2 separate regions of the Homo sapiens genome follow, and region 2 is linked to region 1. A link is an interaction called in ENCODE POLR2A ChIA-PET data of the cell type or tissue named here. Cell type or tissue: MCF 10A. All regions are shown on one strand. Each heading gives the region's core, and the rest is flanking DNA. Links, peaks and the distances in the headings are about the cores only.

Evidence for each region. Peaks named below come from ENCODE experiments on the same cell type or tissue, not always from the same donor. Only the 100,000 strongest peaks of a DNase experiment are listed, where the experiment ranks them.
Region 2: POLR2A ChIA-PET joins it to region 1 with 8 read pairs; 1 of 35 experiments calls an interaction of 5 or more read pairs at or near these places.

The regions. Positions count from the first base shown.
Region 1 is chr12:80,701,012-80,705,758 of GRCh38, reverse strand. All of the region lies in intron 1 of LOC105369867 (a long non-coding RNA gene), which reads left to right. Among named protein-coding and RNA genes, the nearest start is that of MYF6, 4.2 kb to the left of the region's middle. RefSeq lists an enhancer at 2,588-2,647. In MCF 10A, for the core only: no CTCF peak of the experiment used is centred there; a DNase peak (open chromatin) is centred at 2,728.
Region 2 is chr12:80,776,049-80,780,795 of GRCh38, reverse strand. No RefSeq gene overlaps it. Among named protein-coding and RNA genes, the nearest start is that of LINC01490, 15 kb to the right of the region's middle. RefSeq lists enhancers at 2,402-2,631, 1,876-3,075. In MCF 10A, for the core only: no CTCF peak of the experiment used is centred there; a DNase peak (open chromatin) is centred at 2,495.

The DNA of each region.
Region 1 (4,747 bases), core at 256-4,255:
TTGCTCAAGTCAGCAATTAAAACTGCAGATTGAAAGTTTCAGCAACTCAGGGTATAATCTAACATCTATTATAGAAAATTAGCTTGTGCTCTTAACCACACTTTATGTTGTCTCTTGTAAATGTGAAGACAATTTGAAAAGTTAACTAAGATTATTGTGATAAAAATCATTAAGAACATTAAGATAAAAATGACTAATTTTTTTTATTCAGCATTTATTGGGTACCTACTAAGTGCCAGATAGTGTCCTAGGTGCTAAGGATAAAGCATTAAAAAAAATCTCTCTTCTCATGGAGTCTGAATCTAAAGAGGTGAGTTAAATTAACAGACCAAATGGGAGAAATAGCCTTGGAATTGGGATGGGGAAGGCCTAGATTATAGTCTTTTGGGGCCTGTGAGGATTTAATGAACTCTACTATCTCAAATTCTCAGATGTTTAATCCGTAACATTGGCATAATGACAAAAGATGTCCATATTTACAGGATGTTATAAAAATTAAACTTTTAAAAACATGAAACCCACCTCAAAAATGTAGCATCCTCTCTAAAAGTACTTTTATTATTGGAATTAGTATGTTCAGAGAAAAATAAGGGAGAAAAATATCACTACTAAGCAATTTTGAAGCCTGGGTGAAGAAATACATTTAAGGTGTTACCATTCTTAGACTTGCCACTGATTTTAAGAGGTATCAGATAGATGTTAGAGAGCCTTCATATCATGAACCCGCTAAAAAATATGGAAGTTCGCCTTTTCCTTTTTCTGTTTCTTTCATTCAAGTGTCACCACTGGAGAAAGAGCCAGTTTAGAAATGTAGAAAGAGAATTATTTTTTTAAAAAAGTATATAAAGCTTTGGGGTGCAGATCAGGAGCAACTTCTTAGGCAAGGGTGGCTTTTACTGGTATAAAGTCAACTTTCACCTATTGAATTCTTCCTTATTAAATTATGAATCCCCTTTTCCAACACGCTCTAGACCTCAGACCAGTAAAATTAGTGGGAGTGTTTACCCTGGTTTAAACAGATTTTTCCCCTTTTTTGTGGTTGTTTTGGGAGTTGAGGGCAGGAGGTGGGAGGAGAAAACAAGGAAATGCCAGCTTGGGAAATAATCACCCTTTATTAGATTAGGTCAATGGGAAAATACGCACTGATGCCAAACTTCTAACTAGTGAACTCTTGGAACTCAAACTGTTTACAAAATATGAGATGCCTGTAATTGCAATTATATCACTTCTCAGTAGAACTTGGAGACACAGACCTTGACAAGTGGTCAAATCAGTTTTACATAAACTGCAATCCTCCAAGCTTTAAATAGTCCAAATATTTTTTTAATTATGGAAAAAGTAAATGATAATAGGGGAATAATAATATTATCATTAATAAAATCACTCCAAGGGGACTAGACTTCATTCATCATAAAATCTGAAACTAGATTAGTGACAGGATGGGAAGTTTTCATGTGGTTTACCACCCTGTTGTTCTTACTTCATGCTTATTCATTTGCAAATGATTTTTTCCCCCCAAAAAAGCCTGAGTGCCTCCCAATTCTTTTCTGTGGGAAGAAGTGGGAAGGAAAGTATTATGGCTAGCTCACATCAGTGGATTTTAGCTATGAGCCTTTGGAAATGTTGCATATATGGTAGAAAGAGAAGAGACCTTTGGGGAAAGACAGAATCTGTGTTCTAGCCATTCTTAAGTATGTGTTTCTAGCCACAGTTTTATTAGAGATCAAAAAGCATATACATTACACATATCATAGGCTTTCTTTTCACACTAAATTAAATAATATATTTTGAGCCCATGGTATGAAATATGCACTCAGCAAATATTAATTCTCCTACTCAATTTGTAAGGCCTCTGATGGAAAGAATCATAGTGAATTCACTGAAAAACCTAGATTTGGTGAGAAAGATGTTTCTGAAAAATTTGGGGATTTGTGTTAATCAAGGTGAAAATATTGAAACTAGTCGCTCTAGTAGCAGAGCTTAATGTATTTATACCCTCATTAAATTTCCAGTTTACTGGGGAACAAGATACTAATTAAAAGTCACACAAATGAATAACCGAATTAGGAACTTTGAAAGAAAGGAATGTAGTTCTCTAAGAGTGTGTAACAGTAAAGTCACTCCTGAACAGGAAGCTTGAGAAAAGGATGGTTTGGGAACAGAAGTTCCTGAGGTATTGTGGTGGCATTTCTAGGGAACAAAGTTCAAGCTTTTTGAAAAGCCTTTGGAAAGTAACAGGATGATGGTGACAGTCAGAAAAAGCTCAAGGAAGAAACAGACATAGATGACTGTCAGAGACTAGGGAAGAGATTTGTGTGGGTGATAGCTGGGGAATTTGGTTACATAGTCAGATTCAAAGAAAGCAGTTTCAGCCACAGCTGATAAAGCAGAACTGAGGGCCGGATAGACGATGATTATACTCTTTCAACTATGAAAAATAGAAGAAAGAAAAGGGTATAGAAGAACGGAGAGAAGAGAGAGAGGAGAGAAACAGAGTGAACAGAACGCAGGCTAGCCCTCAGGACGAAGGGTCACCCAGCAAGGGCGGAGAGTAGCCATAAAGAATAGAAGGTAAAGGAGGAGCCCGCTGACTGAAAGGCAAAACTCAGAAGAGGCAGATTAGTGCTTTCAATTTGTGGCAGCTAAATGAGTAACATGAGCTCCTGCACCTGTAATTTACCTAATCGGCAGACAGTTTGTGCCCAGAGATTCCCAAACGCTGTGGTAAAAATAGTTTTGCACTTAGACCTACAGAACATCTGAGTCACTTCAGAGAACCTGGGGGAGGGGCATAAACCAAGCAGAGGAAAAGGAAAGATATTAAAGGCGAATCTTCTGCAATCTCCAGTAAGTGGCAGTGAGAAGTTATGCGTAGAAATGGGGCTGGACCTAGATTAGGAAGGGCTTCGGTTTCCAGGCCCACCATGGAGCACCCTTTTAAAAACAGCACCAAGGAAATGAGTCTAGAACAAGCGAAGGGGGAACCAACGAGGCTGCTCTTCAGATAATTCAAGAAACACATTTTTGCTCTTTGCTCTCACTCCTGATTCCAAAAATCTGTATTCAGTTATGTACTAGCTGCAAAACGACACTTAAGAAGGCTGCTATTCATTTCTTAATTCTCAGGCATAATTTCCAGGGAAGGTGACAATGAATGCTTTTCTCCCTGAGAAACACATATTCCTCAGTGCAAAACATGAAGCCTTCTTCATAATTCTGCACCTCCGTCCCCCCGCTTTTATTCAGATTTCTGAATTTAAGATTAAAATTTGGAAACCATTAGAATTTTTTCCAGGTTAAGTATTCTTTCCTGGTGAGGGGCCAACTGGCATAGGTTTGCTTAGGACTGAGCAGGTACCCAGGAGGCCAGATTTTCAGTGCTAAAACTGGGGAAATCCTGGTCAAGTCAGAATGAGTTTGTCATTCTATTTCCCAGAAAAAGCCCATAGAAACTGACATACATCTATTCATAAATAAGAACAATGTACAGAGTGCAGGATATATAAAGTATAGATTTTTTATTTAAAAAATTACTGTGATTATAAATATGGGTTTTGATATTAGACAAAGTTCTAGGCCCAGCTCTACTACTTGCTAATCATTTGACATCGGACATGTTTTATAATTTTTCTAAGCTTTAATTAACTAGTCTATAAAATAGAAATAATATTACTTTATAATATTGTTTTAAAGGTTAAATAATGTCAATAAAATCCAATATACAGTATCTAGCACATAAACAACATTCAACACAAATTATTTCAGCTATGATTGAAGGAAAAAAAATCATCCATTCCTTGTTGCTTCAATAAATCAAACCCTACTTTTTTGTTTTCTATATGAACAAAATTTTACATAATGTCATATGATAGAATGCAAATTTTGTTACTTTTTATTTAAATATAAATACAATATAATATTATGTATATATTGCCTTTTTCAAAGAAAATATTATATAAACATTTTATGATGCTAAAACAACTAATATTTTAAATGTTCAAAATCCAAAATATATGGAATGATTTTCCTATGATGTTTAATTCTTTTAAAAATGCAATGAATCATGATATTCAGATGACCCCAATTATAGTGGTGCTTGGTGTTACTAGCTTGCTAAGATAAACAAATGTCTCTAGTATAGTATGGTTAGCCAAGTATTTTGTTACTGCCCTCCAACTGGCTGGTTATGACATATTGCCCAAAATGTTTGGTGCTTTAATGGCTGTGTCAGGGTCTACCGTGACAGATAGCCACCACTGTACAAACACATTTATTCCATAAAGTTTCCCTACCAGTTTGGAAGAAAAAGTTGTTTAATCAGATATTCACTTACATCTCACGTTTTTTTTGAAAGTCCAGACATTTTTGTCTGTGGATAATACATGTTAGTTTTTAGGTTAGTGAGTGATAGAAAGTTATAATGTGTTTAAATTGCATATAATCTGGAGCTTTTTAAAGTACAGGCATTACATGTTCAACATGTCACTGGTCATATAAAATTAATCATATTAAATTTTATCTTCCCTGATTTTATATGATTTGGGCTAAGTGTTGTCATATTAGAAAAGACTGTCTGTGAATTTTACAATATTAGTATGGCCTTTTTATTAAGCCATTTAAATAGATTTTTTTCACTTTCTTGTATTTCAGTATAAGCTATCGCGAGATTTATGCTGCTTCTTTTGTAGCAATATAATGTTGAAGAATTGGTGCTTCCAAAAGAAAAGAATAAAAAGTAGTAATATAT
Region 2 (4,747 bases), core at 205-4,204, 75 kb before region 1:
ACTACCTATTCCTGGAAACTGTCCCAAACTTTCTTTCTTCTTAGATTTTGATTATTCCTGAAATGCCTCTTTCATTCCTCAGAAAAAAATCCCCAACATAAAAGGCCCATTTCAAATAGCTTCTTTTCCAAGGAGGTTTTTCTAATTTTTTTCAGACGTGACGTTATCTATTCCATCATCAAACCCCACTGTGATATTTGTTATTTGTAACCCCTCTTTAGCATTTTTCTTAGCTTGTCTTGTAGTGGACCCATTTGTGTCTTTGTCATTTTAATTTCTCCTATAGTAATTACCTACCAAGTGGGTACTTAATATTACTTAAAAGAAATTTTCTTTCACCTCTCAACTTTATAGAATGGCTGCTGGATTATCTTGGGTCTATCTCAGTTCTCTATAGCTCACTCACAAAGTTCATCTGGGTTGAGAACTCAACACCACACACTTCTAAGAAAGAAAAGAGCTTTAATTATTATTATTATTATTTCTACAAAGAGGAGATAAAGAATGTAAAGATAAAAGTGGTCATCCTTATCTCTTATTCCCTGGTTGTTCTGATCTTATTCTTATCCTCAGGATGAATGTAGAGGTTAATGTAAATATTAACCATATTAATATTAAATACCCAATCCCCCCACCAAATGACTTTACTGTAGATACATATTTCGTTGCTTATTTCATGGGAGAAATTCTAAAGTGTAAAGTGAGTTTTAAATTAGCAAGGTGGGCACAATAATACTACTTCCATATGCCTGAGTCTGTATTAATGGTCCTGCCTATTGCCATTGCCCATCAGAACACAAGCCCCACTTACACTACAGTAGTTCTCCTCTGCCCCTAAGCCATTATATCAGGTACAGGAGATTGTGAGATTAATTACTGTTGTCTCAGCTGTAGCCTATAGAGGAAGATAAAAGGTGATCATCGAAATCAAAACATTTCTTCAGCTTTAGCCCACATTGTGTTCATCTGTGTTGCTAACACAAAGTTTTATCTGAGTTTTAACTTTTATATACCATATATATTCAACAACTAACTTAAACATTATATTAATTTGCTACTTCTACTGCCTCCCCGACACCAAGGATAGAAAACATAATATCTTGAAGGAAAATTATCATACATGAGAACTAATACCTAATTTTTTTCTTCCTTTAAGTTATAGTGATTACAAACACAAATTCAAGAACTATCCCACACAAACACAACGTAGTTCCAAAGAGTTTAATTGCTACCTGTTCCATAAATCTTTGCTTCCTGTGAGTTTTTGTTTATTAGCTGTATTTTTGTAGATAATAGGGTTGTAAGGGTGAGAGGCTGACTGTCTGCTACAAAGAAGGGACCCATAGAAGGTCTAGACCTGGATTTTTGTAACACAACAATCCAGCATCTAATCCTCAGCTTTGAAGATCCAGCTTTTCTGATTTTTTTCTGGGAAACCCAAAGAGACAGTCTCATTTAGCACTAGGTTTTTCAGAATAATTATTACTAGCACTCCATTTTGCTCTCAGAAGTGTCCCAATATAGATAATACATTATGTAGTCAACATATCTATAGGTGATATAGCACTGGAGAATCATTCATATTAACCTGCCTCAGTTCACAAGAAGCTTAGGATTCTTTTCTTTTTGCAATTAACCAAAACACAACTCACTTGAGCTTGAGAAGAAAAAAAAAAGAGAGAGAGAATCAATTACTTCCAAAACAGGACAGATCCAGGTCTCAGTATCTCAGTGTTGATAGAATTCTTACCTCTTCTTACCCTTCTGTCTTCCTCAGTGCTGCTTGTCTCTCCTCTTTTTGATCGTAGCTCTTGTTCTCTCCCACTGCAGTCATTTTCTCTCCTTTGGATGTTCCTCTCCTAGTCTCGATTCCATTCTTATAGCTCTTCATCTAAAAGAAAAACCAGACTCTTTCCCTCAGTGCCTATATCTTACAGGTAGTATCTGAATGACTTGGGTCTGGTGCTCACTTCTTAAGGAGATTATTATGGGAAATGGTAGCATGACTGGCCAGGTCTGGGATATATCCTTGTACCTCCTGGATGTCCACTTACTAGCTGTAGGAAAAGCAAGATGAGTAGGACACTAACACCTCTAATAGAAAACAAGTTAAAAAAAAAGCTAAAAAGGGACACAAATATCAAAATGGGGTTCAATTATAGGGGAGATAACACATCACTTGAGGAAATTAGAAAAATCTTCTTGGAAGAGATGCCAATTGAAATAGATGCTAAAAGTTGAGTGAGATTTGACAGTACGAAAGGAGTCTGAAATAGCACTGAGATAGACATTGACAAGAGGAAGATTGCTCTCCAAAATTTTGACTTAAAATAAGAATCATTTATTTTGTTACTCATCCTGAAAGTCACAGAATTAGGCTGAGCTCAGCCGGGCTGTTCTGGGTTTGACTGGCTGGGCCTCCCCATGTGCCTGTAATCAATTGAACATCAGCTAAGCAGCTCTGTTTCTGGGGTTGGCTGACTTCCAATTGAAGTGACTCAGCTTTTTTCCCCATGGTCTATTACCCTCAGTAGGCTAGTTTGGGCTTGTTCTCATAATAGAGGAAAAAATCTCAAGAGAGAGCAAAAGTCCACAAGACCTTCTGAGAGTTAGGCTCAGACAGGCAAAATGTAATTTCTATCACATTCTATTGGCCAAAACAAGTCACTAGCCCAGCCCAGAGTCAGCAACTGGGGGAAAAGTCTCTACCTCTTGATCATTGTAAAAGGCATTTATACACAGAGGAACAGAAAATTGGGCTGCTTTTGCAATCTACAACAGTGTTTTACCGAAATAAGATAATTAGAGAAGTATTTTGGGTAGACAAAGCTATACTTAACAGCTAACATTTATTGAGTTGTATTTTTTTTCTCTAATTTCATTTTTATCCTGACCTTTATCTTTTGTCAGAATACTTAACTTGCTAAAGTGTCTGACCCGTGTCCAATTGTTCTTCTCACAGGAAACTTATTTACACTGGCAAATGCCCTTGTGACTCTCACCAGACCTGTGAATAGTTTATTCCTACCAAGATAGCCACTCTGTAGGAGAGCCCTGACTGGAAAAGAAGTTAGGTTCGGGTATGTTGGTCGTGTGAGATGCAGAAGAGGCAGCACAACAAAACACATGGTATATTAATCCGTTTTCACACTGCTAATAAAGACATACCAGAGACTGGGTAACTTATACAGGGTAGATGTTTAATGGACTCACAGTTCCACATGGATGGGAGGCCTCACAATTATGATGGAAGGCAAGGAGGAACAAGTCACGCCTTACATGGATGACAGCAGGCAAAGAGAGAGCTTGTGCAGGGAAACTCCCCTTTTTAAAACCATCAGATCTCGTGAGACTTATTCACTATCACGAGAACAGCACAGGAAAGACCCACCCCCAAGATTCAATTACCTCCCACTGGGTCCCTCCCACAACATGTGGGAATTGTGGGAGCTACAATTCAAGATGAAATTTGGGTAGGGACACAGCCAAACTATATCACATGGAATAATAGAAGCAGTTTTATTACTCACATATACCCTAGAGAGAAGAGAGCAGCACATTTTTCAGGACCGACAGGAAGGAGGGAGTCCAGGACACACACTCAACTGTCAAGTGGGGAGCAAGAGAGATAGAGTAAGAGACCTGAGGTCCAAAGACTTTATTGGGGTTCAGGCCATTTCCTAGGTAGATTTCCGGTGGGGAGTTACAACTGGTGGGTTTAAGAGCAAGTGGGCAGTTTGATGCAGTCCTGCAGTGACTGAAAGGTGGTCACTGTGGCCTATCTACAAAGCACATGCCACATGTGGGAGTGGGTAGAGCAAGTAGGTTGAATGTAACTATCTCGTAGGGAAGTAGTCACCAGGAGGCAGTTAATGAGACAGATATCTGAATGAAACACCTTGAAAAACTGGGAAGAGGTGGAGAACTGAAAACTCTGTCAAGGGTGACTAAGCTCTGCCTCTTGTATGAGGAAGTCAAACCTATTAACTCATTGAATATGGAAAGTCAAGCCATTTACATTCAAAATGGATGTTGAAGCAACATACAATTATAAGAATTCATTATATTTGTACTTACTATGTGTCAAGTGCTGTTCTAAGAACTTCACATATATTAACAGATTTTAATTATTGTGATATCCTTTATTTCAGAGAAACAGACTACCTGCATATGAACGTTTAGGCAGGGTTTACTAATAGTAAAGGAAACCTAGCTGGGTCTAAAGTTAGGAATTCCCTGCACCCTGGGCTGTTGCTCCTCATTAGAAGTTAAGCTACCCAGCATAGTCACTGCTTAAGTTCCCAGCTGCCTATGTAGAATGTGACAAATAATAGGATAGTTTTGACTTTCTTCTTTCAATCCAATTGCAATCTACTGAGGCAAATATGATATGATATTATATGTTATAAGATCTCATGTTTACATATGAGAGTAATATGTTTTTATTGGGCCAGAATTATAGCTAAGATTTGAAGATGAAATAGAAGTTAACTGCATATTCCCATACTCTAAAGAAAGCCATTATATTAGTCTGTTCTCACTCGGCTAGGAAGAAATACTTGAGACTGGATAATTGACAAAGGGAAGAGGTTTAATTGACTCATAGTTATGGATTGCTGGGGAGGCCTCAGGAAACTTACAATCATGGCAGAAGGCAAACGAGAAGCAGTCACCTTCTTTACATGGCAGCAAGGCGGAGTGAGTATGTGTAGGGGAAATGCCAGATGCTTATAAAACCATCAGATCT